7 separate regions of the Mus musculus genome follow, and all the other regions are linked to region 5. The links are chromatin loops, found by intact Hi-C in ENCODE. Cell type or tissue: left cerebral cortex. All regions are shown on one strand.

What was found. Hi-C counts contacts between places; a loop is a spot of excess contacts. Peaks named below come from ENCODE experiments on the same cell type or tissue, not always from the same donor. Only the 100,000 strongest peaks of a DNase experiment are listed, where the experiment ranks them.
Region 1: a loop joins it to region 5, with 2.5 times the contacts of the local background. A loop is called at or near these places in 4 of 42 quality-filtered maps.
Region 2: it touches region 5 in a loop (3-fold over the local background); 3 of 42 quality-filtered maps call a loop at or near these places.
Region 3: a loop joins it to region 5, with 3 times the contacts of the local background. A loop is called at or near these places in 2 of 42 quality-filtered maps.
Region 4: it touches region 5 in a loop (10-fold over the local background); 6 of 42 quality-filtered maps call a loop at or near these places.
Region 6: a loop joins it to region 5, with 8 times the contacts of the local background. A loop is called at or near these places in 2 of 42 quality-filtered maps.
Region 7: a loop joins it to region 5, with 2.9 times the contacts of the local background. A loop is called at or near these places in 7 of 42 quality-filtered maps.

What each region holds. Positions count from the first base shown.
Region 1 is chr9:16,200,764-16,204,763 of GRCm38, forward strand. The region is part of intron 3 of Fat3 (FAT atypical cadherin 3); the gene reads right to left. Among named protein-coding and RNA genes, the nearest start is that of Fat3, 300 kb to the right of the region's middle. In left cerebral cortex, a CTCF peak has its summit at 1,762; DNase peaks (open chromatin) are centred at 412 and 1,775; H3K27ac peaks cover 876 bases.
Region 2 is chr9:15,937,460-15,941,459 of GRCm38, forward strand. It overlaps Fat3 (FAT atypical cadherin 3), which reads right to left. Exons shown (of 26, transcript NM_001080814.2): 22 at 534-1,002. Among named protein-coding and RNA genes, the nearest start is that of Mtnr1b, 65 kb to the left of the region's middle. In left cerebral cortex, CTCF peaks have their summits at 540 (motif pointing right) and 2,311 (motif pointing right); a DNase peak (open chromatin) is centred at 2,449.
Region 3 is chr9:18,227,956-18,231,955 of GRCm38, forward strand. No RefSeq gene overlaps it. Among named protein-coding and RNA genes, the nearest start is that of Chordc1, 62 kb to the right of the region's middle. In left cerebral cortex, a CTCF peak has its summit at 2,210 (motif pointing left); a DNase peak (open chromatin) is centred at 2,189.
Region 4 is chr9:16,112,238-16,116,237 of GRCm38, forward strand. The region is part of intron 3 of Fat3 (FAT atypical cadherin 3); the gene reads right to left. Among named protein-coding and RNA genes, the nearest start is that of Mtnr1b, 240 kb to the left of the region's middle. In left cerebral cortex, no CTCF peak of the experiment used is centred here; DNase peaks (open chromatin) are centred at 304, 1,901 and 2,763; H3K27ac peaks cover 2,153 bases.
Region 5 is chr9:16,500,501-16,504,500 of GRCm38, forward strand. Fat3 (FAT atypical cadherin 3) reads right to left here and starts at 1,554. Exons shown (of 26, transcript NM_001080814.2): 1 at 1,373-1,554. In left cerebral cortex, CTCF peaks have their summits at 392 (motif pointing left) and 1,670; DNase peaks (open chromatin) are centred at 63, 411, 646, 934 and 6 more places; H3K4me3 peaks cover 2,488 bases; H3K27ac peaks cover 2,822 bases.
Region 6 is chr9:17,390,966-17,394,965 of GRCm38, forward strand. No RefSeq gene overlaps it. Among named protein-coding and RNA genes, the nearest start is that of Gm39296, 36 kb to the left of the region's middle. In left cerebral cortex, no CTCF peak of the experiment used is centred here; DNase peaks (open chromatin) are centred at 2,265 and 3,079; H3K27ac peaks cover 844 bases.
Region 7 is chr9:15,918,237-15,922,236 of GRCm38, forward strand. Fat3 (FAT atypical cadherin 3) reads right to left here. Exons shown (of 26, transcript NM_001080814.2): 25 at 928-1,041. Among named protein-coding and RNA genes, the nearest start is that of Mtnr1b, 46 kb to the left of the region's middle. In left cerebral cortex, a CTCF peak has its summit at 1,532; a DNase peak (open chromatin) is centred at 1,530.

The sequences.
Region 1 (4,000 bases), 300 kb before region 5:
TCCAAAGACCAAAAGTCAAAAATCAAAATATCAGCCAGGTTACTGTGAAAGGAGAATCTAGGGTGGTCTTTGATATCATTGTCTTGAGGTTTTGTGACTCAATTTTTTTTTGCCTTCACCATTTGTGACTACTCCTTGTGCCACCAGGTCTTCTGGCTCTTAGACAGCACTGGATTAAGCCCACAGGTAACTCAGGATGATATCATTTTAATATTCTTAACCTAATTACACCTGAACCTTTGGAAAACCTGTTTCCAAATGGCAGCTTCCTTGATGCTGCAGTTTAGGACTTGGCCTAAGGATGGTAGAGCCACTGTTTATCCTAATAGAGTGAGCAATAGCTGTGTTGTGTGCCTGCTTGACAGAACAGAAGGCAAAGGAATGTTTGCCGGAACATGGCAAGTGCCTGCTGGGAGAAAGCCAAGATCCTGTGGGATGCTTCCTGTATTCCCTGCCAATTACCAGGTCCAGGGGAGACTGGAAAGAAGAATAGAGTTGGCCAATCCTTCAGGTACCTTCTGAAGCCATTGGCATGAGCATTTGTGACTCAAGGCCACTTTTACCTACTAAGGTTTTCCCACAGGTCCCCTCAGTATATGACAAATTTGGGGTATTTTTTTTATGTCTTTGTGAATTCAGCACCCGAGAAAGAACCATATCCTGCATGTTAAATTAACACATATAAGCTCCAAGAAAAATTGGGGAAAATGAAAGGAAATGGAATAGAAGCTAGAAGATAGTGGCTTCAGTCTTTAAAAAAAAAATCTAACATGACATTTGTCAGCTATTGACATGACCTATTTATAATACTATCCACTTTTTTTGTGAATTCTAAGTATCATCTTGATATGGTATTTGTTTCTCTAATTTGGTTAGCAGCTTCTACTTTGCAGTGAAGTCATGAAGAAAAAAAATCCTTAAATTGTAACTACTGAATGTTCAGTAAATATTAGGAAAGATGAAGGGATCTGTTGTCATGGCAACAAAACAGGGTGAACAAGGACAACTCACCCATTCAGCAATTAGCTATTTCAATTACCAGTTAACTAGGTGGAAATACCTGCACATAAATTAATTTCCATTCTTCCATTCCTGAAAGACTTCTATTTCTTATTCCTTCTCTTACATGTGAGTGCTTATAATGATGTGTCCCCTATGCTGCTTTTCATTTAACTCATCATTGAGATGGCAGGGTTGACAGGAATTCAACAAAACTGATCTGGGAGACCACAGTATTTTACGTATCCCTTGACCTCAGTGCACAGGAGAGAAGATGCCTGACTCTCCACAGGGCATTTTCCACTGAATTTTCTCCACTGAGATGCTGACAGCATCATTTCCAAAGCTCATTTCAGAACGCATCAGCTTTGGGGCATGAACATTACCCATGAAACTCACTGACACTTGAATAGTATCTTTAAAACTGGGGACTCCAGGAAGAAAGCACAGCTTACTTAGACTTAAGTGTGTTTGCGGGGGAGGGGGACAGTACTTCGGCATAAGGTTTACTGTGAATAGAATCCTACCAGGGCAGAGGCTATGCTCACATAAACTTCCAGGCACACCAGGGATCTCACACCACTGAAATGAACGGAGGGCTAGATGATCAGGCAGATAGCAAAGCTGGAAGAGCCAAATGTTCACCCAAGGGTGAGATTTCTCTCTCCAAATATGTGACAGGCATAACATTGCAGTTTTCTCATGCCTTAGAAGGATTGCAGGAATGCCACAATCCTGAGTGTTCTTTCAGAGTCCGCCTACAGAGGAAAGCTGGGAACTAAACGCACAGAGAGACTGAAATGGGGAGGATTGATGGGATTGAGCGTAGGCGGAAGAAGACCAAGGGACTGTAATAGCAGGGCTAAGCACCTACTGGGAAGCAGAGTACAAGAACAGCCGTGCTTGCCCTACCAGCTCCTGCAAAGGCACAGGACTGATGTTACTATTGCATCCTGTATTCAAATGCAGCTCAAGGTGACATTTAAATGAGGTCATCTTCAGCTAAAGCCAAATCTACAGAGAGAAGTGCAGTGTTACTGAATAGCGGTATCACCATCATAAGAAAACAATGGCGTTAAGGTCAAGATTAAAACTGGGGATGGAACTCTGTCTGAATGGGAAAGTGCCTGCTGACCAGATGCGCAGTCCTGGGGGCTCCTGTTGGTTCTCAGAGCTCTGAAGAAATCCACTGTTTGTCCTAGCTGCTCGGACCCCAGCACTGAGCTGCACAGATTTGAAATCATCCTTAAAGAATCCTCCAAACACCCGCCCCTCCTCCTCTCCACCCGGCTTGTTTATCCAGACTCCTTCCCATGTTCTTAGTAATACTCTATTCCCTCATTCATTCTTCATATCTAGGATCTTCTAGCAGAATCCAAATGTTCTTGGTGCATCTAGCTGGAGTTGATGCCAAGTCTATCTGGTCTTATAAATCTTGGAGCCCAGCACAGTTCCTGGCATAGAATAATTATGAATTGGGAATCGATAAGTAATCTTTGTTGAAGTCATATTAGATGGCAAACATTTCGTGCTCAGAGCAAGTCCTTGGAGGAGTTTCTCTTTTCCATGATCAGTGCAAGAAGAATGAATATATACACTGTGCTGCACTTTGACACGCTGAAATTATACCCTGCTCGTAATTTAGTCTCACACAAAATAGTTCTCTACACTCAAAACAAAACAAATAGAGAAAGGTCTTGACTCATGAAGGCAGCCATTCGCAGAGCCTCACGGAGCTTGCTTTCAGTAAAACCCTTGAAGGCTGACATCTGTGTATTTGTTTAGCTCACCAAATATCTTCATGAACATGTCAAAATCAGCTTAATATGCTGTCTTTAAGCTACTGGATGGGCAGATAAGATATTAGCATCATAGATGGCACAGAACTGGGCAACTTTGGCTGTTAAAGCTGGTTGATAGGCATCAGAGGACACTCTACGTCTTTCTACTATTTTTCATATTTTTAAAAATGAGTTCTATAACCAAACAGCCCTGTGGTGAGACTTCCTTGCAAAGACCTTTGTCAGGCAGCTAATAAGCATATTGTGCACACCAAATTTACCTTGGTGCAGACATGGGGATAACCAGAGACCATGTCGGTCTTCAGGTATCCCGTAGGATATCTATTATTATCACATAGGCAGAAGTAGAGATACACCCTTAGAGAACAAGCTAAAAAGTAGTCTTGAATCAGTTGTATTCTATACATGTCCCAGGGGTTGTATATTCTTTGTAGTTTTCTACTCTTTGGAGAGGATGCATGTTCAATTGTATCCCTGGGTTTGACTAAGCAATGGTCCAGTGAACACTGGACACTGTTTTTGTTGCCCTTTGAAATAGTAGATTTTGGAGACATTGCTGTCATATATATTAAGTTTATCCATACAATCAGACAAAAGACAGAAGCCACACATCAGAAGGCCTGCGGAAAGATACAACATTCAGAGTTGAAGCTGCTGATGACATGAGCTGCTGGAAATGACATTCCCAACCATTTACTGTGATGAGCCACTGACCCAGGAAGGGCTTTCAATTCTCACCACACACACTAGGCTCCTAATGAAGGTTTCTAGCTTTGTTCAATATGCAAAATGAGAAAAATAAATGTGGGAAGGGCCCTAACTGTGCATGTGCCCACTAAATTTCTCATGAATTCAATAGGATTTTTATAGCAAAGTTGACCATCTCTCGTGGGGACAGTGATAAGAGACACAATTATACAACCAATAATATTTCTGTATAATTTTCTACAAGTATAATGGGAAGCTCCCAAATTTATAGGTTTCACTGGTGAAAACTGGAGAAACTCTCTTTACTGTGGTTGAAATATCTTCTCTCTATCCACTGTGTCATGCTTACTCAAAACAATCATTTCTCCCTTAATGGAGGTTATGCACACAATTGTGCAATCACATATTTTTGCATTTGAATTACATATAGCACGTCTATGCATGGTTGATGTTCATAGAATCTTCTGGAAGTTTTGCTGACATCACATTAT
Region 2 (4,000 bases), 560 kb before region 5:
GTGTGTGTATGTGTGTGTGTGTGTGTGTGTGTGTGTGTGTGTGTGATTAGTATCATGAGTAATTAGGAAGGTGTAAAGGCTATTTCTCAGGCACTTCCCATCTTTTCTGTTTTGGAGACAGGATCTTCTCCAGCCTGGAACTCTCCATGTAGGCTAGGCTGTCTGACCGTCGAGCCCCAAGGGTCACCTAACTCTCCCTTCCTGGTGCTGGGGTATAGGTGCATGTCACCATATATAGCTTTTAGTACCGAGCTCCCCGAGATAAAACTCAGATTTTCATTTCTGCACCAACTAGTTTAGGTTACCCCAAGTTCCCTCTCCTCGTTTTTCAAGTGTGCTCCAAAGACCTCTTCCTCTTAATTCTCTTCCCACCATTGCAGGTCCACTCCTCCAACCCATGAAGGCACTGGTAAAGTTATATCCAAAGGACCATCCTTTCTGGGAGGGTCCAGGAGAAGGTGGGAGGGGCTGGCTGTGAAGTGGGCAGACCTCAGGTGCACTCCCTCCCCTCGCCTGCACAGATGTGCACTCACCGCCAGAGGGCAAGCTGCTGCAGCTGCCCCCGTGCAGACAGGGGCTGCGTTGGCACGCGTCTGGGTAGAGCACACAGCCCAGCTTCAGCTCCGTCAGACCCACGACCTCCGCGAAGCTGCTGCGCTTGTTTTGGAGGGGTAGCTCGTAGTGATTGAGCACCACGGAGTCCAGGCAACCCTGGAAGCCACCGAGGACCTGCGTAACACGCGTGTCTGTCAGGCTGCGGACGTTATCAGCCTGCACCAGGGCACCAAAGAAGATGGCACTGTCAGTGCTTAGCGTCTGGAAGTACAGGGGAGCCCTGCGACGCTCTACATAGCTGTCGTCCAGGGCCAGGCTGGTGAAATTGCGATTGAGCTCCAAGAAGACAGAGTGCCAGCTCCCATCATTGACAGCACGGCTGGAGATGCCCAGGATCCCAGGGCCGCTGCCACAGTCCAGCTGGAACCACAGCTTGCCTTCCACAATCTGTGCAAGAAGAAATGCAGAGCCCTCATGAGTCTAGACCCGAAACGGTATGATCCCAGCTGGGCAGATGTTCCATCCAGTGTGCATCTGCATATGTGTGAACTAAAGCCCTCTACTGTCTGCCAGGACACTTCTCAGATCTTCCTGCTACCAATCATAGGGACGTCCAGGAAGCACATGGTGGTATTTAAGAAAGTTTCTGTGGATCATCACCCACTGTGATATCTTGTTTGTTTCTGCACCCCTCTCTGTCATAGCACTGATTTCCATGAAATCACCCATTCCCACGGGACACCCACCATGTGGTATACAATAAGCTAGGGCGGGGTAAGGCTAAGCTATTCTGCCCTTCTGGGGTCCACTAGTCTAGTTGGCAGGAGCATGGTCACATGTTAACTCTGCACACACATACACTTACACTCCCCAAACAAGTTACAAAAGTGTGATATAGTGGAGAGAAGAGGCCAAATAGAAGCAAGGGTTGCCTGGTACCCAACTTTGTGTGTAATTTGGATATTAAACACTGGTGTCATCCTTAAGCCCGCCTTTTCCTATACTTTTCACCAAATGGACAAGAGGCACTCCCAGAGTGCCCAAGCTTGGTGACTGCATATACGAGGGGTATCCAGCCTTTTGTCTTCCTTGGGACACACTGTGTGAAGATCAATTTTCTTGGGCCACATATTAAATGTCATGGGTGTCCAACAATTCATAGCCCACCACATGGTTTGGAAAACAATGTAAACATTTGTTCTGAGTGACACTGCGACATGATTTTGTCATCTATAAAAATACAAAGTTTATGGTTTAGAATTGCACAATAGAAAAAAAATCACAAAAAATCGACCAACAGTTTGAGTAAGTTTATAATTCTGTGTTAAATCATCTATAACTATATTAGGGCACGTTGGCTGGGAGTTGGGCACCCTTGGCTTACAGTTTATGAATTTTTAGCCACAGAACCTTCTGATCAGCTGTTCACAATTTGCAGCTGTTCCAATCCCTGGTCAGGGTGCTCCAGGGGAGACATGTCTGCTTTAGAAAGTGCATCTACCAAACCCATGAAGGCCACCACCAGGGAACATTCATTTTCCGTAGGAGAGAAAGCTGAACCACCCAAAGATCCTAGCTGGCAGAGAGCACAGGCAGACTTCAGTAGACTCAGGCTTCCCTTGTATTGAGGAAATTGCCTTTGACCCTTGGTGGTCCCCTCTGGACTGTGTTTCTTAGATATGCTCTGTGGTATTAGGATTGGGGGGTGGAAGGCTAGGTCTCCATGTAACCAAGCTTACATTTGGCCACTAGGGGGCTTACCGCTGGGCTCCGTGAGACAAAAGGGTCTAGATCTAGGAAATGATTTTGTGGAGTCTAGTGTCCCAGGAGTGTGTGGTCTGTCTGTCTTGAGATGTCATGACATCTGCATTTCTGTGCATAGCATACATAGACACTTGTGAAAGGGCAGAAATGACAGGCCAACAGGAACACTCCTTCCATGTCACCAGCAGCTTAAGAAGTAAAATGTTGAATGAATTTATAGAAATGAGCCCAGCTGGTCTTTGCATGGTGCGCTTGATAGAGTGAGCAGGTTCTACAGCACTCATCCGTACAAATGTTCTGTTTCAGAAAGTTCCCGTAGCAAACAACTCAGTGATTCTCATGTCTGCTTTGACTCGTAGATTTTCTCACGTGCAAGTCCAGCTCATTCATTCATGCCCCATCAACACTGCCACTCTGAGTGGGGCAGAGCCAGGGAGCTGGGAATGCTGAGCCTTAACTCCGGGCCTGCCTGTACCACCCTGCTCTCTGGAAAGCACTGCTCTACCTTGGTGGGTTTGGAGACAAAGATGGGCTGTGGTTTCTGCAGCAGAATGGCTGCCTATATCACACATGAAGCATGTATGTACACACACACACACACACACACACACACACACTGCTCTGCAATATCCATTCTTGGATGGAAAGGTCTGAAAGCAAACATTTATTTTCAGAGGGCTTTCACCTATAATCATATACAATTGCTAGCTTTTGCTGTTATTTAGCAAAATAGACTGAATGGCCATTGTAAATAACAGCAAACTTCCTCAGTGACAATGATTAGATAATACCCACATGTGCATTTTGAGTGCACGTAATAAAGCGATAGAATACGGACAGCTTTGGAGACTCTGTCTCCATGCCCCAGCCCATCTGCTGCTTTACTCCATGGCTACAAAACACTGTCCTCCTCAGTCAGTCATGGAAAAATCTGCTGGTGAACGTGCAGTTAATGTAAGTTTCTATAAAAGAGTGTTTAATTAACATATTATTTGATTTATGCTCCTCCCCCATCACTACCAATTGCCTCTGGGTAATAACCAGAAAGAATTGACACAAACTTGATGTACCCACACGCATAAAAATTCTGCTACTAAGGAACTAAACTTTATCCCCCTGTGAGTTCCAAACAGAGCTAAGTTTCTTCCCCCCCCCCTTTTAAAAATAATATAAGATCAGCAGCATTGCCCAGAGAAGGAATCTAGGTGCCCACACATTTCACCTTTATCCAGAGAAGCATCAAGCATTTTGAGCCATCAGGTTTGTTGCTGTGACATTCTAGAATATCGCTGCCCAAAGTCACCCAGTGAAAAGTTAGTAACCATAGGCATGCCATGCCACGGAGATAATACACCGCTTCCTTCCCTTTGAGTATCTGAGTCATCTTAACACTGGAAACTGCACTCTGACTTAACTCTTCTCTGTCTACCAAGTTCTAAAGTCTTTTTCTGTGCAAAAGATGACATGTTCTCGAATCAGACTGCCAGCAAGGCTCAGCAGTGGAGACTGAAGTGTGTCTGGTCTGTGAGAAGTCTGTAGCCACACCACTGAAATGGCTTATTGGTCAGGCAAATGAGTGATTATTTTTAATGATATTCACAATTCAGAGAAAGATAGATGTCCCTTTGTTATAAAATATCTACATCTTCAGAGTTGTACAAAATCAATGGTGTGCTTTGTC
Region 3 (4,000 bases), 1.7 Mb after region 5:
ACACACACATATACACACACACAGCACATACACACATATAATATACATATTCCTTCTCCCTGGCACCTTACATAGTGAATCTTTACATATTTTTCAGAATATTCCAAATGTGCTTTAATAAAGCTTGTATCATTTCTTCTTCTAACTCCAGAAAAAGGGAAAAGTTATCCTGTTGACTCCTCTGTAGCCATGTGGTCCCACAATGATGTCAGTGCTCTATTTTATTCATTTTCATGTGAATATTTTACCTTTATTTTAAGTTTCATAAACGTTCAAACTGTTTTACTCATACTTTATTTGCCACATATCAAACAGTCAATAAAATGTTAATATAAATATAAATGGATGACATAAATGGTTGCATAAATAATGTGAAAACTTAACTTAAATTGTCTTAACAAATACAAAAAATATAAAAAGAAATCAAGGGTAGTAGCACATAATTTTAATTTCAGCATTTGAAGATGAAGGAATGAATATCAGCAGATTGAGGCCAATTTGGACTATATGTGAGACCCTTTATATAAATAAAAATACATGAATAAGTAAAGTTGATGCACGTGTATTTGATGTTTAATACTTCCAGATAACTCTGAATTATAACATTCATAAAAATATGAAATATCTATCTATATATTTCTATATCTTTCTAATTATATATATGCATGCATATATATGTATGTATATATATGTATATATGTATATATAATCCCTGTACTCTTCTGTTTCTACATAACTATATAGTTTGTCTTATATAACCACAAATGTCAATAGCCAAAAAATAAAAGGTTGGATACAACAAACAGTTAGCTAAACTGGTAAAACAGAACATGATGATTCAACTTTGTTGGCAGTTGGGCTAGATTTAGAATTATCAATGAAGCATACCTCCAAATGTGTCCATGAGGATGTTCACTGAAGGGTTTAACTTAGGTGGGTGACACCATTGCATGGGGGAAGTCCTCCGCTGAGTAGCTAAAGAAAGTGAAGCAGCACCTTCATCTGTCTCAACCACCCAACAGCGTATACAATAGAATCAGCCACCTCATACTGCTTGTGTCATGGCTTCCATTCCATGAAGATCTGTACTCCCAAACCATGACCTGAAACAAATGCTCATTGTGTAAGCTGCTTAACATGTACTTTGTCACCTAATCAAGAAAAACAAGGACTACTTAGAAAGCTTTAGAATATATGCAAAGCTATCATTACATAAACACACACCATCTTTACCATCATCATTAAATGGTAGTATATTAGAACAATGCTAAAGAACAGTTATTCTTTTACAAAATGAGAAGACATCAGAAATTCTATTGGAAACTATATCCAGTACTTGAAAACTCAAATTGCTTCCTGGGTTTTAGTCATTTTCCCCATTGCAATGGTGTCAGTAGAAAAAATCTAAAAGAGATGAAGGAATGATAAATGGAATGAGAGGATAGGTTGGGGAAATTACTCTGAAACACATTATTTTGGTTTCAAATAAAGATATTCTCTAAAGGAAAGAAAATTGGTGGTCTCAGTTTGCTCCCTAGCAATTCTTACAGTCAACTCCTGTAGTGGAGATGCAATTTGAATGCATCAATGTGTTTCACGTATTGAATCCACTGTGGAAATGTGTATTGCGCTCCAGTTGGGGAGGTATTATGTATTATGACTTCATTGTCAGTAAATGCATGTATTTATCAGATATCTGCAGCATCCCAAGATACTCAACAAAATTTAAATATTTTAGAAAACAAAAATAGTTTGCAGTTCTCTATAAATAGCGTCAAAGGCATCAGGCTAGGAACAAAATAGAGACCAAACCTTAAAATCAGAAGGCGCCATCACCAGAATACCCAACTTGGCAACAGAATGGCTAACATTTGCAGGAGAAGTTGAACATGCGATATAGCCATCAATAAGCTTATTTCCAGAAAGGAAAACAGTGTCAGATAATCAAAATACAATTCATTAATATGAAACATGATCTGTTGGCACAAAGTCAACTGAGTGTGTCAGCTTATTTCCAATTAAGACAGGTTTCCTTTTCCCTACAACCTAGCAGCTCACTTTAAAACCTACTTATACAATTTAATAAATACAATGTACTAAATTTAAAACCTCATCTTTTTCTCTTTCCATTTTCATCTTTTGAAATCTCTTTTTTCTGTGTTTTAAAGGAGAATGGTAAGTGATGAGGGGCTGCCATCTAGTGGTATATAGGAAGCATGCATAAACACTGCCAGATGTTAAAATGACTTTGCCCAGAAAAAAAGAAAAAGTGGTGACTAAATTCTAAAAATGAAAGCCTGGCTAATATAATCATGTGTTTATTCTCGTACTTTTTTCAATAAATCAAATTTCAAGTGAGATGGTACTACCAAGAACTAAGCTAACGACATAGAATGAGGAGTTCACTAAGTCATAGTTCTTGGTAGAAAATCAATTCCCTCTTCTTGTGTCTTGTCAATAGTATACAAATATGTTTTGTAGCATGCATTTGATTGACTAATGGATTGAGACTTTGGATATTATTCCTACAAAAGATAGAATATTTAAAGTCCACTGAAATTTTTTTTCACGAGAGCATGTCAAAAGCACACAAATGTCATAAATAATTCTTTTTTTGCTCATTCAAAATTCAGACCACCTATTTCAATATATTTAATGACTCTTTTAAATATCACCATTTACCAAGGAATGAAGGACATAAATGTAGCTCAAATTAATGGGTTCCTTAACAGGAGCAGGGGACACAAAATAGGAGTACTGGAAATGTTCCCAAAATACATATACTAATTTCACCACTTTGATACTGATACATAACAAAAATATTTAGCACACTCTAGGATTTCAGTAACCCTCCTATAATATCTACTACTTTACTGACTCCATTAATGTAGAAATTTCTCAGATAGTGAGATATAATATAGAATCTTTATTAAATACAGATTCAAGGTATCTGTGTCATCAAACTGAGCAAATCAAAACAGGGAGAGACGGAAGTGTGGAGTTGATAGCCAATAGGCTTGAAAAGTTAAACAACACTGGACAACGTTGCCCCTTGGCCAGTGCTACATTCAACAGTTAGGTTAATGGTTATTCAAGGTTCTTCAAAGCAGTCTTTTCCCTGGCTCATGATGTGGCTATTCATCATTCAAGTTTTAAATTAAATGTCACTTTTTCAAAAATCATTTTTTCTTCCTAAAACTAATTTTAAGTTAGTAGTATACAGAGTCATGTGTTTCATCAAGGTATATTTTTTATAAACATGTGACTATACTTTGTTCTAATTCATACACATTCTCCACTGGCCAGGGTACATTTCTTGAACACCCATTTTTTTATTAATCATTCCATTTGTCTACATCTCAAATGATATTCCACTTCCCAGTTATCCCTCCACCACCACCACATTTCACATCTGCCATTCCTCTCCCTTTTGCCTGTATGAGGGTGCTCCCCTACCTACCCACACTCTCCTGCCCCAATGCTCTAGCATCCTCCCAATGATGGGGCATCAAACCTCCCTGGGACCAAGGAACTCCTATCCCATTCCTGTCAGGTAAGGCCATCCTCTGCACATGTATCTGGAGACATGGATCCCTCCAGGTACACTCCTTGTTTGGTGGTTTAGACTCTGGAAGCACTTGGTGGTTGGGCCAGTGGACATTGTTCTTCCAACAGGATTGCAATCCCTCTCCACTTCTTCAGTTCTTCTGCCAGCTCCCGCATCAGGTTCCTTTAACTCAGTCTGATGGTTGGCCCCAAGCATCCACATATGCTTTGGTCATATGCTAGCCAGATCTCCCAAGGAACTACCACACTAGGTTCCTGTCAGCAGTCGCTTGACCAGGGCAACAGTGTGGGTTTTGGTGTCTGCAGACATGATGGATCCCGAATGGACAGTCCATGTTTGGTCCCTCTTTCAGTCTCTGTTCCATATTTTTGTCCCTGTTCTTCCTTTGAACAGCAACGTTGGTTAAAAAACTTTGAGATGGTTGGGTGGTCC
Region 4 (4,000 bases), 390 kb before region 5:
ATTTCTCCCTTTCCTTCTTATGAATTAGACAGAGAGTCGTTGCTATCAGAAGTAGATGAAATAGCCACAGTTGGTACCTGTTAAATGTTCGAAAATCTCTAGTTTTCCCTAGAACCATTATTTTGCGTTCAATAACATCTTATTGTGATAGGTATCTGGTTAACCTTTCTTCTCCTGCAAGTGAACCTTGGAGACAGTGTGAAGTTAGGTGATATTAGGCTCCTGAATCTAAAGAAATGCCATGTGTTCCTGTGGCAAGCAAAGTTCCCTCCAAGCTCTCCAACCTCTCAGTATTAAAATGGCTTTGGCTATACAATCTACTTGGATAAAAGCAACCTAAGAAGGCCTCATAGAAGCTGAGCATGAATCAGCATTGCATCTGACACAATGAGAAATGTGACCAGAATGAATTCTTGTTGAGAAATTGTAGAGTAAAAACTTCAGTCAAAAGATGGCCTAGTCAGCCATCACTGCAAAGAGAGGCCCATTGGCTTTGCAAACTTTATATGCCCCAGTACAGGGGAACGCCAGGGCCAAAAAGGGGGAGTGGGTGGGTAGGGGAGTGGGGGTGGGGTGGGTATGGGGGACTTTTGGTATAGCATTGGAAATGTAAATGAGCTAAATATCTAATAAAAAATGGGAAAAAAAACTTCAGGACAAATATATGGCCAAATGATTACTTCTGTATGAAATCCAATATTGCAAACAAAATGCAAAACCTGTCCTTGCTAGAGATAGATGATCAAGAGAGGGAAGGGGAAGAAAAACCTACTAGAAGGCATCCATGCAGAAAGCAATCAAATGAACAATCTCGAATTTGAATATATTCTATAGGGACCATGTTTCCCTAATGCATCATATATTGATGCAATGTTTGAAATTCTGGGATGAAAATTCTCAAATAATATAACAAATTCATTGCATAGCTCATGTTTATATTTCTAAGATATAATAGTAATCATTACTCTTTAAAGGGATGTAAGTGCTTATTTAAAATGTGATATGTGGGTGTAACCCCATATAGGTTCTGCATAGACATCACCATTGATGCTTTCTTTGTTAACTCATTTCCTAGAAGAATGCAAAATAAACTTAATGACAACCAGAGACCCTGGTAAAGAAACAACACACTGAGAGCTATTCTCACACCAAGGTTCCATTATCATTTATGTCCTTCCCTTGATCTACAGAACTTCAGCTGTGTCTTTATACATAGTGACAGAAGACCAAGATCAGTCAGATTGTCACTATCTTTAAGCAGATCACAGTCTGATATGAAAGGCCATTTGCTAACTTGTCTTGTTATAATCCAACAAATTAGACATACTTGATAGCTCTGTTTCCTGAGTTAAAGTATACAGTATAGAATATGAGATCATTGATGTCAAGATGCAAGAAAGGGAAGATTCATCTTGGGTCCTAGAGGATGGGTCTGAGCTAGCCAATCAGGAAAAGGACATACTATGTTCTCTATACATTTTTGTGGGAAAATGTGGTGGTGAGAAGAAGAATACATACTTGGAAAACAGAAGTCCAGACATGTCCATGAAGATGCTTTCATGACAGTCGAAGGGATACATTTCATCATTGGCAATGAGGGCTTATCTAAGCAGTTCCAACTTACATGGATTTAACATTATGGTCTTAGCATAACTAGCAGCTGCATGAAAGCTGTAATGGGAAGAAGAAATTTTAGCTGGATTTGTTGGCAAGGTCTTGCTTTAAGCCAGGGGAATGGCAATGAGTAAGAGGACCTGAGCAGACTCACAGGGTAGGAGGCAGGTTATTATTGGTTTGATGTGGGAAGTGGGAGACGGAGTACTTGAGGATGGGAAGATCTATTGCTTTCTATATTTGGTTCTTTAGTTGAACAACTGAGTAGGAGGATGAACCATTTCTCAAAAGGAAGAATAAGCTTAGACTGCAGCACTTTTAGAGTGTGGGCGTATGTTTTATATGAAAAATGTAAAATTCAGATGGAATATGATTAGTCTCAGGCACAGGAGAACAGGCAGATGGCAGAGAGGTGGGCTCATCTGGCAGACCAGCAGCAGAAGCTCCAATCTCCCACTTGTAGCTAACACTCCCACTTTCTGGTCTCTCCTCTGACTCTGACTATGTAATTTCCTGTTCTTACCGGTGACTCTATGTCACTTCTGGTCTCTACTAAGCTATTACTTTATTTCCTGTTCTCTCCCGTGATTCTGATTGTTACTTCCTATTATCTCTTGTGGTTCACTTCCTATTTTCTCTTAAACTGTGATCTTATGTCACATCCTGTCTACTATTCTGTGTCTCCATGTCACTTCCTGGTTACTAATCTGTAATATGAACTTCTCTCTCTGTAGAATCAGTATGAATTCTTGTCCTCATTCTTAAAGCATATTATGACCTATTCCTAAACTCCTTTGTCCTTATCTCCCTTACCCTGGATGTTCAAGAAAAACATTCACTCAGTGTATCCCAAATACTTCCCCGTGGAATTTGTACTAATTTCCTCAGCTTTAGAATTCCTCTTCCCACATTTACTTCAGAGCAAAATATGAATCATCTCAATATCTCCCCTAAATATCAGTATAGCATTAACATGCTCCCCAACTGGGTCAATGGCACACAATCTCCTGTCACTCTAGGCTTAGGTGGACTCATGGCTTTGGTGAGCAACCCTTCCTCCTCCAGCCTGCCCTTTCACAAGCTTAATGAACCAGTTTCCTGGTGTGGAGTAGGACTTTATTGGAAGCATGCCCATAGGACGTGCTAAATAAAGAAGTGCTGAGTGGAAATGGCTCTTTGGGCCTTGCACGTACAGAATAGTCTGCTCCACTCATGGGAGCGCAGGCTTCCTATCACATCAACAGCTAAAAGCTTCAGGGCTGATCAGCCAGGTCCCAGAGGGGATAGAAAGCTTGAGATGATGTGATGAAACATGACAAATGACTTAGGAGACTGACAAAATTGCAGAGATTAGACCTCCACGCTCCTCCCCTGCTCATCTGACTTGTCTTCTTGTCAGGACGCTTCCTGTTTAGCTCAGAGCATCAAGATTTCTGTGGCAGAGCAGGATGAGACGCGTGCATTACCATAACAGTTTCATTGTTGTGTTTCAAAGTTTATGAACTCATCAAAAATGAAACATCACATCTTACAGGAAAGCATGTGGCCTCAGCTGTCAACAGTTTAATGTTGTCCAAGGGAACAATATAATTCTAGCTATAGTCAAGAAGGACTTCAGAGTCCACAGCATTGTGCTTTGCAAACCTTTTACTCCCCAAAATTGGGATCATAGAAACAAGTGGGGCAGACACTCCCCACGTCCAAATGTGCCCCTAGTTTCTGCTGTACTTAAGAGAATGTCACCATGTTCATGACCATGACAATGTCTCTTGGTAAGATGCTCTCACCCTGTAAAACAATTCATTAGCAACTTGGAGGGGGGAAGCAGATTTAAGTGGTGATAATTTTGGTCATAAAATACAACTTCTTCTGTATGTGTCCTAGTCTGGCCTGTGAATATAATTTGAGTAATTTCAAATACAACAACAATGATATAAATAGAGAGGTAGGGAGAAAAACGCGAATCATGTGCTTGAGTTTCAAGAGAGTCACTTTTCTGTATAATAGTCATCCACACTGGCAGATGTATATGGCATGCATCTTACATCTGCTTTCAAAAACAAAGATTCTTTGTATCTCTCTAGCGTATAATTCCTTTCTCACAGTCTCCACCTGGATTATATAAATAGCTGCAGTTTATTTTAGGAAAAAGGTTATATGCTGATTTATTGATAATTTATAAAATGCCTTTCTTCTCCTGCCAGATCTTTCTGAATTAGTTGCTTTTTTTTAATTCTAAGGACAAATGTGTTCTGTCTCCCCTCCCCCCACACACATACAAATTCATTGCTACTTCTAAACAGATCAGTAGAGATGAGAAAGTGTATTTATTTAAGAGGACATGTGTCAGCATGTTTTAGCAGCAAACTCTAAGACATAAGAGAAA
Region 5 (4,000 bases):
TACCTTCACGTTCATTTATGGGTACTCTCATTGCCGAGCTTGCTCGTTATTGTACCTCAAGGTGGGTGCTATCACCAGCATGCACATCTAGGAGCGCCCCCTTTCCTCTGGTAGCAAGAGCCAAGAGCTGTGCCTTTAGAGCGTCCGGCAACACCCGGCCCTCTGCATCTCACCCTCTCTCCGAGCGCACCACAGCTCCCAAGAGCCGGGCAGAGGACAGCAACAAAAGTTGCTTTCCGCAAAGTCTAATCTTGGACAATGTTTAAACACTTCCGAAAACACACGAGACAAGAGTCTGCTGGGGGAGAAACAGTGACCGCATTATACTGCCAAAAAGACCCGGGCTCGCCACCTTTCTCCAGCCCGGCCCGATGCATTTTAGCTCAGCGACCCCAGCTGGTCAAGTCCTCTCGCTCACCAAGCGCCACGCGAAATCTGTCCAGTCCACCTCTGTCACCCCCAGCCAGCTCCCTAAGATCCCCAACTGCACTCCGGTGAGCCAATGGTTTCTTTTCCACACCTTCCGGAAAGAACTCGGGGCGGCGAACAGTGCGCCCTCAACGTGCCCACGAGGAGCCGCAAGGGCTGTTCGGCATCCCTGGGATGATCAGACTACCGCTATTCTCTTTTCAAATAGCACGGTCAGTTCTGACGCCCGCCAAAAATCATGCGTTCTCCCAAAGCAGTCGGGTCCATCTCCCGTCAAAACAACAGAAATCCTTTCCTGGCTTCTCGGCTAAACTGTCGCACCAGTTCAAAGTCGGCTGTCATTTAGAACCTTTCACAACCCAAGACTCAGACATAGTATGCAGGGGCAGGCGAACATTCTAGGCTACCCTTCCTGCACCGTGGAAGTGGAGGCTGGGCTCTTTGCTCCGCTCATAGCCTCCTCTAGCATGCACCCAACTTGCGCCTCTGGGTCCTGCAAGTGCATCCATCGGCATCTGCCCCTCTTCCTACTGAGTGCTGCAAGCGCCAGCTACCCAGCGGAATCGCCGCCTGATATCATCCACCTGCAGCCAACGGCCAAAGCTCAGTGAGGACCCAGAGCTGCATGTACAGACCCGAAAGATCGCCCTCCTCTTATTGCTAGCCCTAAACTTAACCAACTCCGGTGCCATTTCCTGGCTCCTGCCGCAGGGCTGTCTCCCTGGGTTCCAGCTGGTAGCGGTAATGACCACAGCTCCAGGCAGCGCCCAGGCAGGAACTTTACAAGGTGAAAAGTTTCCCCCCACTCTCTCTGAGAGCTTTAGCTTTCCGGAGCACCCATCACAGCCTCTCTGTAACCAGGTTGCTGAGGCTGTTCTGAGAAAGGTGCACCCCAGCCAGTGCACCATGCACCCAAATAAGCATGCTAAAAATCCTCACGCACCCTTGCCTTGGTCAGCGATGCGCCCCTGCACCCGACGAGTCCTCCGTGGTCTTCCTTTCAAGTCTAGGGGCGAGCTGGCCACCCCGCCGCCTCCGCCGCAGTGCTCGCCGCGTGCTCCCGGCTGAGGCTAGGGCGGCGAGCGGAGGCGCTAGGCGCTCAGGACGCCGCCACTGCTGCGGGTTGGCGGCGGAGGAGGGGAGTCGGAGGAGGATGGCGGCGGGAGGGGTGGGGAACCCGGGAGCGAGGTCCCAACGCGCAGCCCAGATCACAGCGCAGCCTGCCGGGGGGAGCGGTTCTCGCGTCTGCTCTAGTCAGCTTGCACCGCTACTGCTGGCGGTGGAGAGGTACCGGGTTCTTCTTCGCGGCGGCCGCCGCCGCACTGCCAAACCCCTAGCTTCGCTGTATTCTCCTCCCTCCCGCAGAGCCGCGTCCTCCGGGGGATGGGGGTGGGGGATGACCAGAGATCTCCGAGCGCCACACGAAGAGAAGGGGAGGGAAAGGGGGGCAGGGAGACCCGGCGGTCAGCAGGAGGACGCTAAGGGCGCCTCGCCTGGAAGCTGGACTAATTTTAGAGCCTAGGCATCCTCCACTTCTAGCGTGGCTGGAAGAACGCACCAAAGTCAGACTGACGTTTTCAGAGAGCGCGCACACACCACACTCAATCGTCTCTGCTCTGCTCTGCTCTGCTCTGCTCTGCTCTGCTCTGCTCTGCTCTGCTCTGCTCTGCTCTGCTCTTCAGCCTGCTGCCTAGAATACACTAGACTTCTCTGGACCAGATGAGGAAACCGAGGCACAATGAGACCAACATGGTTTTACCCAAGCTCCTCAGGCTACTTTGAAGCACAGTGGGCACGGCTATCAAACGCTGTACCTCCTGCTGCCCACCCGGGACTCGCATTTCTTTCCCACGCATTTTCAGATCACTGGGATCACCTTTGTGTGGGAGAGAATCAGACTAAAAAGTAACATGACTCATCACCCCCACCCAGTCTGAAACACGGTGGGATGTGAAGACATTCAGAACAGGAATGAGTGAACAGTCTCAGGGGAGCCAGGTGATTAGCAATACCAACCGGTGTGCCCTCTAGGTCCTTTTACTTCTGGATCATCCTCACAAGTCTGAGGATTCATGGCACCCCACCCCACCCCACCCCACCCACACTGCTTCAGTAGAGCTACACTTCAGCCTATGTTCCTTGCCTGTGAGCTCTGAAACATTCCTAACTAACGGCCAGCCCCGGTAAACCTGGGCCAGCGCCAGCCTCCACCCAACCCCCACTGCTGCACAGCAAATCACGTCTGTCTAAAGCAGGCTTTCACCCCAGGGGGTTCCTAGGGTGCCCACTCCCAGGCAGCTTCTCTGGAACTCTGGGACCGAGCAGTAACTCCAAGAGAGATGCTTCCGCAGACATGCTGTAGAGATAAATTTGCTCCTTTTCTTGATTCCTGAATTTCCCTTCCAGGAGCAGAGTCTGTCTCTCCTTAAAGTCTCTGTGCTCAGTCACACCCTTTGAAGAGTTACTAGAATTTGCCTTTTTGGTCTTCCTCTCCCAAGCCTGGGGCCTTAAGGATCTGAAAAGCCCTCCACTTTCAGTAGGTGGGCGGTTCCCCCTTGAAAGCCTTCTGCAGCCTCTGCACTGCCTTGACTGCCCCATAAAGCACTCTGCATGCTCCGCTTGCTTGCCTTGAGCATTTAATGGAAATACTAAGGAATACTGACAGCTAGCCATACATCAACTAATTCCAGGACAGAAGCATGATGCTGTCCAGGGCTTCACAGTCAGAAAGGCCAGAAGAAAAGTTACCTGCTCTCCAATTATGTCCTTTGCATAATTCTATTCTGATTTTATTTTTATTCAAACACTTTCTTAGGGCATTAAAAATTTATTGCCATATAAATATGCTCCTGGTATGGTGTATTCCTTGTGACTGACCCAAGGTTGTTAGTATTGCATCAAAGATTTTAGTGATTCAAGCATTTTACATTCTAGTGCTTCTGTGGGAAGACTGGGAGAGTCAGCTGCTGGCTGGATGGCTCCTGGGATGCACAGGGAGTTGGTGTTGGCAGCAGGACAGGCCATCTTCCACCTCCTTCCTGGGAAGCTGGCCAGGTAACTGAAGATGCAAGGATGTGGTGGGAGTCCAACCCCTCCAAAGACTTTCTTAGGCCTCAGAGGCACTTCACGCCTAAGTGCAGAAATCTGTCTAACTCTCTACCTCCTGCCTTCAGGCAGAGTGTAGGTAGTAAAGTAAACAGTCTCTACTCCCAGGGCAGAAACGGGCCATGGCAACCTAGGGGAAAATGACTCTGCAATATTGCCGAATGGTTTATTCAGTGGGACACCCTTTGGTATAATACTTGTTGATATCAGAAAAACATCTATTTCTTTATAACATAATCTACTACGAACCTGTGATATTGTGGTCACATTGTTGACAAAGCTATGAACTTAATGAATGAACCAAAAAGATTTATAATTCTTAAATTTTCACCCACGGTACCCTGTACAAATCCCAGTGTAGTGGATAAATATATTAAATAGTCAAAAATTAGACAAGGGAAGAAAGCATGAAAAGTCTCTATAAGACTTGCTAACAACATAGAAGAGAGCACTAACTGAAAAGCCA
Region 6 (4,000 bases), 890 kb after region 5:
TTAACCACTTGATAACATGTGAAAAGGAACAAAAGGGCTTCTAACACCAGAAAAAATTCAAGGCCAAACATTTTCCACTTTACTTCTGATAGACTGTCTTGAATTTCCTTAGAAAGTTCAAGGCCAGGCTTACCTCGTAAAGCTATACTCACTGGTACTCTCGTTCCCCAGCTGAAAAGTTCTGAATTCATACAGTTGAATCCTTCTTAACAGTCTGCTTTACGGGAACCTTTATTACCGCGACCCGCAGTTCTGGTTCTGGAATGAGGGATCTTCCTTGCACCGGTGATGGTAAACTCTCGTCCCGAGTTTTTTCTCGTCCCGGGTTTCGGCACCAATTGTTATTAGACGCGTTCTCACGACCGGCCAGGAAAGACGCAACAAACCAGAATCTTCTGCGGCAAAGCTTTATTGCTTACATCTTCAGGAGCCAGAGTGCAAGAGAGCAAGCCAGCAAATGGCGAAACCCCATCCCTTTTTTAAGGAGAATTATCCTCCACCTAGGATGTATTACTCCCTGATTGGCTGCAGCCCATCGGCCCAGTTGTCATCACGGGAAAGGCAGAACACATGGTGGGAAAACTGCCCCTGCATGTGTGCAGACTATGTTTACCACTTAGAACACAGCTGTCAGTGCCATCTTATAATGGCAAATGTGAGGGCGGCTCCTCACATCTTTTTATTGGGGAATTGAGTCCATTAATATTAAGAGGTATTAAGGAAAATAAAAATAAATAAAATAAAAGTAGGAAATATAAAAATAAATAGAAATAAAAATAAGGAAATAAGGAAAAATAAAAATAATTGTTGCTTCCTGTTATTTTTGTTTTTAGAGTTCAGATTCTGTTCTTGTGGCTCTCTTCTTTTAGGTTTGTTGAAAAATTACTTTCTTGCTTTTTCTAGGGCATAATTTCCTTCCTTGTGTTAGAGGTTTCCTTTTATTATCCTTTGAAGGGCTGGAATCATGGAAAGATAGTGTGTGAATTTGGTTTTGTCACAGAATATTTTGGTTTCTCCACCTATGGTAAATTGAGAGTTTTGCTCGGTATAGTAGTCTGTTCTGGTATTTGTGTTCTTTTTGGGTCTGTTAAACATATTTTCAATGAGCACTTACCAGTGGCATGTCTTGGAACTAAAGCTCCAAAACCACCTTGAGCCCTTAATTATCCTAAGTCTAATGGAAAGATACTCAAAGAAACTGACTGAATATACTATGAAAAAATATATCATACTTACATCAATACTTAAAGAAGCCTTAGGAACTGAACATGAACATAGCTCTGTTCTCCTAGGTAACTGCTCCAATTTTAACTTGTCAGTGAATAAGTTCTGGCTTCTATAACTCCAGAATATTGCTTAAACACTAAATGAGTTTAATATTGTTTGTTAGTTCACATTCAAAAGTTATTGCATATACTCCTTAAGTAGGTGATTTTCAAATCTTCAGAACAATGATTAACTAAGACAAAATATGTAGTAAATACAATGACTATATATGCATATTTTGCATAAGAAGATATGCTATGTGTTTGTATAAGTGCATGTTTGAAGTCTTCTTATACTTCTAGTACAGTTGTTAGTAACAACTAGAAAATCCTTCCTATAGTCTACTGAATTTCATTTAATGACTGAAAATAGCTTGAAGAGTATAGACTGATCATACTGTATAAAGTAACATGGCTTAGTAATACAGCAGAAAAGACAGTGAGTGCCTTCTAGAGACACACATGGTAAAGGAGCCAAGAGATTCCTGATCAGTATCTGAGGTGCCAAACTGGGCCTCACTCTTAAGTTACTCTTAATGTTGGTGTTTGGCATTGAATATGTTCTATATTCACACATTAGTGAATGTGTGAATTAAGGCAGCCCATAGAAGGCAGGCTCATCACCCTGCCTTCAATGACCCTCAAACATCGTCTTTTATTTTTGGTTCAAACAGAGAAAGTATGGGCAATGACATTTACCATCCTGCTTGCTTGTTCACGGCAGGTACTGTCATAATAACCCTGGGAAAAAGATGTTTTCTTGACATATAAGTTCAGTTATACCATCTTCTGACTAGAATGATTGAAGGCACCTTCTTTTGGGATATTTTTTGAACATATTTTCTATATTACTGACAAAGACAAGCTGGCTCTTTTTGGGGTTTCCTTTCCTGGAAGGGAAACACAATGACTCATTTGTCTAAGTTGGAAAGTGTTTGTGATGATGTCTGGTGCATGGTGGGTTCTCATATAAAATTACATAACTTTATTTTAAATTCAGTTCCACTTTCCCATAGAATCAGGGCTGTTAAATTGTGAACATATTTTTTTCTTTCCTGCTTCATAAAATATGAGTTGTAATCCAGATGGTATTTCCCACAGAAACATATGGACAGACAGTTTACACAGGGGACTCTTTCAGGATCCATCCCTACTTAGCACAGAAGGCTGACAATTTCACCAACACTCTTCAATATCCTTTTTGAGGAGAAGTCTGAACAAATCTTAATCATGGGAAAAAAAAAAAAACACCTGAAGAAAGATTACGTAAGCTGCTTCATTAGAGGACATGATTTTCATGTCAAGAGACTGGATAGTGTAGGGTGCTGTGAAGCACAGTAGAATAATGAGAAATTCTTTCCTCTACAAGTATAGAAAACAGACTTTGGAAAGAACATGCAACATGACCTTGGATCATATAATTTTCCATTTTATTTATTTAATACTTTATTTTATATTTATGCTATGTCTGTGGAGGACATTGTGAGTTACAAAATGGGCATGCCCTTTAATATTTGCTTACTGGGTACCACTACATAAGGGTTATGCATATATTCCATGCAGACAGTTTTATCTATTGGAGCAGGCTGAATTGCAGATGTGTACAACACAAATAGAGCAAATGATTAGAAGTCAGTGGAAGACTAGAATGTCCCCTTATTTTATAATGTCTTCTGTTCTCTATAGAAAACTGATAATTACTTTTACACAGTTCCTTTTCTGGGTTCGTGATGTCTTTCAGCTATTAATATAATTTGTTCTGCCTTAAATTTGTGAAATTGTTTCCTGAAGGAGTCTCCTGTGAATTTGTGTAAAGAAAGCATTCTTCACCTCTGTGGGTGTGAACCATGCAAGCTGCTAAGGTCGAGAATAAAGTTGTAAAGACAGAAGAAACATATACTTTCTCAGCTTGAATCTTCTTTACCACTGGACCTCAGAGATCTAGACTTAGGAAGTGGACCCAAGCATCCCACTCCATTTTTCAATCTGATCCCCACTCAAGATCAAAGTTCATGGACCATAAGGAGCCAAAACTGTATGAGCTACTTCTAATACCTTTACTATGCTTCAATTCATGTTCACAAACTATGTATTTTTATGGAGAATGTTAAAAAACAGAAAAATGTAATTTGCTATATGAAAATCTTGTTATAAAATTTCTCTTAGAGAGACTATTATAAGACTTGCTCATCCTCAATTTCTTCATCTGGACAATCTGAAATAATGTCACAACAGCATGCTGTGATAAAAATTGAGGCTCATGATTTAAAACTGACCAAAGCATAGGGCACATCGAATGTTTAGAGAGACTGAGATATTAGAGAGGATTCAGACAGACACACACACACACACACATTCATGTGTATACACAGAGGGATTAAATTTGTATTTGAAACATGACTAGCAGAGCAGAAAACAATTATATCACTGATCATTGTTGAAAAAACAGAAAAAAAAAACTACTTCATGAAACTAGCATATGTTAAGGGTAATAAATATTCTAAGATATCTTATTCAGAGTGGGTATTGGAAGAGAAAGTATCATAAAAAGTAAGGGAAGCACCATAGTGAGAATGTCTGTGCACCACAACTAGGTTCAGAACAGGCTAGTGGACCAGCAAGAACAGTTATATACACTTGCTTTCCAGCACATTTTCAATAAAATAAAAGTTTTGCTATTCCTCCCCCATGTTCCCAGAGGTAAACACATCTCAAATGAGGAGATACTATCACTA
Region 7 (4,000 bases), 580 kb before region 5:
GAAAGCAAACTGTTGTCACTTTCCCTGTGTGTACCCAGAGGTTTGGCTATTCTGTTTTTCCATGTTCAAACCATTGAGCCCAGACTTGGCACACAGTGGATTAACAAGGTCCATGTGTTGAAAATTACATTATCAAGTATTAATTTTTTCCTTGCTGATTGCTGGTAAATGGTTAGGGCAGCCTAAGGTGTTGGCTCAGGGGGTCTGCACGCCACTGGATGGTCACTTGAAGTGACTCTGGCTTTAGCACCACGTGACAGATATTTGCTAGTATGACTTGCTTCTTCCTTCCCAGCTTGTCCTCCTCAGCTGTTCTCCTAGTTGGGAGCACCAGGCCTTTCTCCAGCAGCACAGGTTCATGGGAGCTGGAGGCATCAGACTTGTCAAAGACTTCTGTGAGCTGCAAGGACTTGAGTGCCGCATTCTGGGCAGACAGGCATTTTTCTAAGGAGCTGGGTCATAGTTTTTTTATCAGTTCCCCAAAATACAATGACCCCAAATGATGAGACATGAAACTCAATGGAACAAAGACATCAACAGCTCTACAGAGAAGCTGCTACATCTCCAAACTAATGTGTAGCAAGGTGATGCCTTAATGTAGAACAGAGTGGTGAGGAGCCTCAAGCATCCCAGAAAGGGTACATAGTATCCTATTTGCTATGAACTGTCAATGGGGAGGAATCAATTCTCTCATCATTCATCTCATCAAAGAAAACCCATGGGTATAGGAGGTTGTCATCCATGTGCCCCACCATATAGATCCTGCTCTAACTTGTGCCTTATTAGGTCTTCTGTCAAAGACTCCAAACAATGGGTGCAAAACAGTTAAAGGCCAACGAGAAGGACCAGGAGCAGGACAAGAAACAATACAGTGGTGTCCCCTTCTCCTCATTTGCTGTCCCCAGCACCCGGCAGGAAAGTGCTTACCATTGTCATCTCCAGAGTCTGACTGAAAGGAGCTGAGGGACTGAACTTCAGAGTTGCTGCCTTTGTTACTGTTCGTGAAGCAGGTCACTTCTCCTGTGTCTTCAGTCCCTTTGTCTTCATGAACGGCAAGAGAAAGCAGAAACAACATTCAGCCTTATGCAGTCTTTCAGTCTTGCTCTCTCTCTTCCCATCCCTTTTTCTTAGAGGTTTTTTTTTTTTTTTTTTTTTTTTTTTTTTGATTTGCTTCAAGAAAATAAGTTAGCTCCACAATGGAAAATTGATTGTGCCATAGGGGGCAAAGGTCTGTCAATCAAGCGATTTACATTATGGATTCGAAACCCTTAACCCATGGTAAATGAGCTTCTGAATAGCTGTCAGCTGAAAGTAACTGTTCCTGCCTCAAAGTGGGGACTGTGGGGAGACTGAAGGGAGGCTGGTGGAGTGGAGCTGCTCTTCATTCAGACTTAATTTATGTCATTTACATGAGCCGATGTGGTGTCAACACCAGGTTAAATGAGATTACTTTAAAAACAGGGGCATAAATATTTTATAGCAAGAAAGCCGTCCCATTTCTTCCAGCTTCCCTCTCTGGGGATCAGTGGGATTTTCAGCTCTGCCTTCTAGAGGGCAGTGGTGTTTCATCTTGGGGTTGCCAATGTTCTCTGCTAAGAGGAGAGGCAGATGTGAGTTTTCCCTTAGTTGTTGGTTCTCTCTCTCTCTCTCTCTTTCTCTCTCTCTCTCTCTCTCTCTCTCTCTCTCTGCTATAGAAAAATAGGCAGGCAGGCACGCACACATGCACACACACACACACATACACACACACACACACACACACACACACACACACACACAGGCATGCAGCTTTCCATTTTAATAGTTGTAGGAAGCAATAAAAGGGTCCATTTCTTGAGGTGGCCAAGTCCAAAATGAATTAGTTGCCAAGAGATTGTCTCACCAGCTCTAACTCTGTCTTGTTTAACAAAGAGGGAAATCTATTCTATAAGATCCAATACTACTTCATGGGAAAATTTGACTTTGGGCCTGAGGTGAATTCTAGATATAAAGCTGTCATATAACTAGGTGGGGATGGAAAATGTTCTCTAAGATATGCTTCAGATTATCCTGGAATGTGATTGTAGAAAGAGACATGGACCTGTGATTAAGGGAATAGTTACCCTGTTTTGCAGCCACAGACATTATTGTTCCCCCATAAAGAGTAATATCAGCAGGAAACACGAGGACTCCCCATCTGCTTTTAGATAATGAAGTCAGAGCCTTGGATAAACAAGTGATAGAAATGCAGAGAGACACAAAGGGGAAATGCATCTCCCAACAGTAGTTCCACAAAAGACGACACTATTTTAGCAAAGGGCAAGGTGTCCTTGAACACTGAGGACGACGTGGTCACTGGACCTGGTGGCTGCAGTGGCCCACCCAAGTCCTGTGCTTTGTTTGCCTTTACTTAAAATCCCTTTTACTTCCTAAATAAAAACAAGTTGTTTGGCTGGGTGTTATTGTACCCACCTTTAACTCCAGGGCTTGGGGGACAGAAGCAGGTGGATCTCTGTGAGTTCTAGGCCCTACTCTACATAGTAAGTTCCAGGCCAGCTAGTGCTAAAGAGTAAGACCCAATAAACAAACAAAACCCAGCAATCAAACCAGAGCTTCTCCACAGCACTATTACGATCCTCAGTTCCTGCTAAGACCTCAGGGCATGATTTAAAATACCTATGTTCACAGGGCACTAGAATAGAAAGGCCTCACCTCAGGTTTCCCCTCCCATGGGAAGATGCTGTCTCATCCTCTCCTCTGCCCCCTTTCACTGAGCCCCTAGAGCAGTTCTGCTAAGAGCTGCTGAGACTTGGAACCTGGTGCCCAGATTCTACCCATTGCTTCTCCAGGAGCTGATAATGCTCCCCATGATGTGATGCGCAGCCCATTATTTGGCTGTGATGGTCCAAGTAGCTGACAGGCACACAGCAGTGGAGCAGTGGTAGGTCTACCTCAGCACTCTCGCCAGATCACGGGGTCTACCCCTCATGTGTATATGTACCTATGTCATCTATATCTATATCTAACTGTATCTACATCTATCTATATCTATATCATCTATATCATCCATATCCATATCTTCCTTTTTCTTTTTCTGCTCTGTTCCTGGTACTTCATTCATACTGTGAACCTTACGCACACGCTTGGCTTCTATAGAAGCCACTTCTCTTCCTCCTCTTTCTTTTCTGTTTTGCCTTCTGCTCTCACACAAGCATCCCCCCGCTTCTTTGCGAGGACTTGTCAGCCTACCTTCTCTCACCCCTCAGTGAGCTGAGACTCCTACAATATGTAACATGTAATATTTGCAGTATGCAGGTGATGTTCAACTGTCACCTCTTTGACATCTAGATGCCCCTCGCCCCCATCCAAGGAACTCAGGCATGCATCCTCAGGACTGAGCTGGTTGCTTCTGACCCTAGGAGATGCTCTTCAATAGTTTTCCTACTGAAATTGACTCTTGCTTAAGGATTCCGTAGTCATACTCCCCTTATCCAGAAGCACCAGTTACTCCATTGTCTGCACATGCTCTGTAGGACCATGCGGAACCCATCCCCGCCCTCCTCCCACAGCATATATAGCATAGCACAGGAACTCCTGCTGCTGAAGACTTGTTAAACTGTGAGGACACATAAATAGCTGTGTACCTGCTGATAAGCCAGTGGACAACAGAGCTTGCCTTAGTCTCATTCTGATGCCAGGGCTGGTAGCCTGCCGACGCTGCTTTGCTGGCTCCACCTCCCTTCTAGATTGTATTCAGTCCCTTGCAGGTCTGTCAGAGCTGTCTTAAAACTGTAACTAGCTCATGCCCCTTATCTGCTTAAATTCCTGCATCTCTGTGGATCCCAAGTCCCACCTTCTGCCCGATACTCAGACACCCCCCAGCCACAGTCAACTCTGTGATTAGTGAGCACCGAGGTTTTTCTCATTCCAGGGTTTCTACCCTCAGGGCTTTCCTCAGAGGTTAGAATCTTGCAGCAGGAAGTCAAAGAAGAGGAAAACATAGGCACCTGCTTCCAACTGC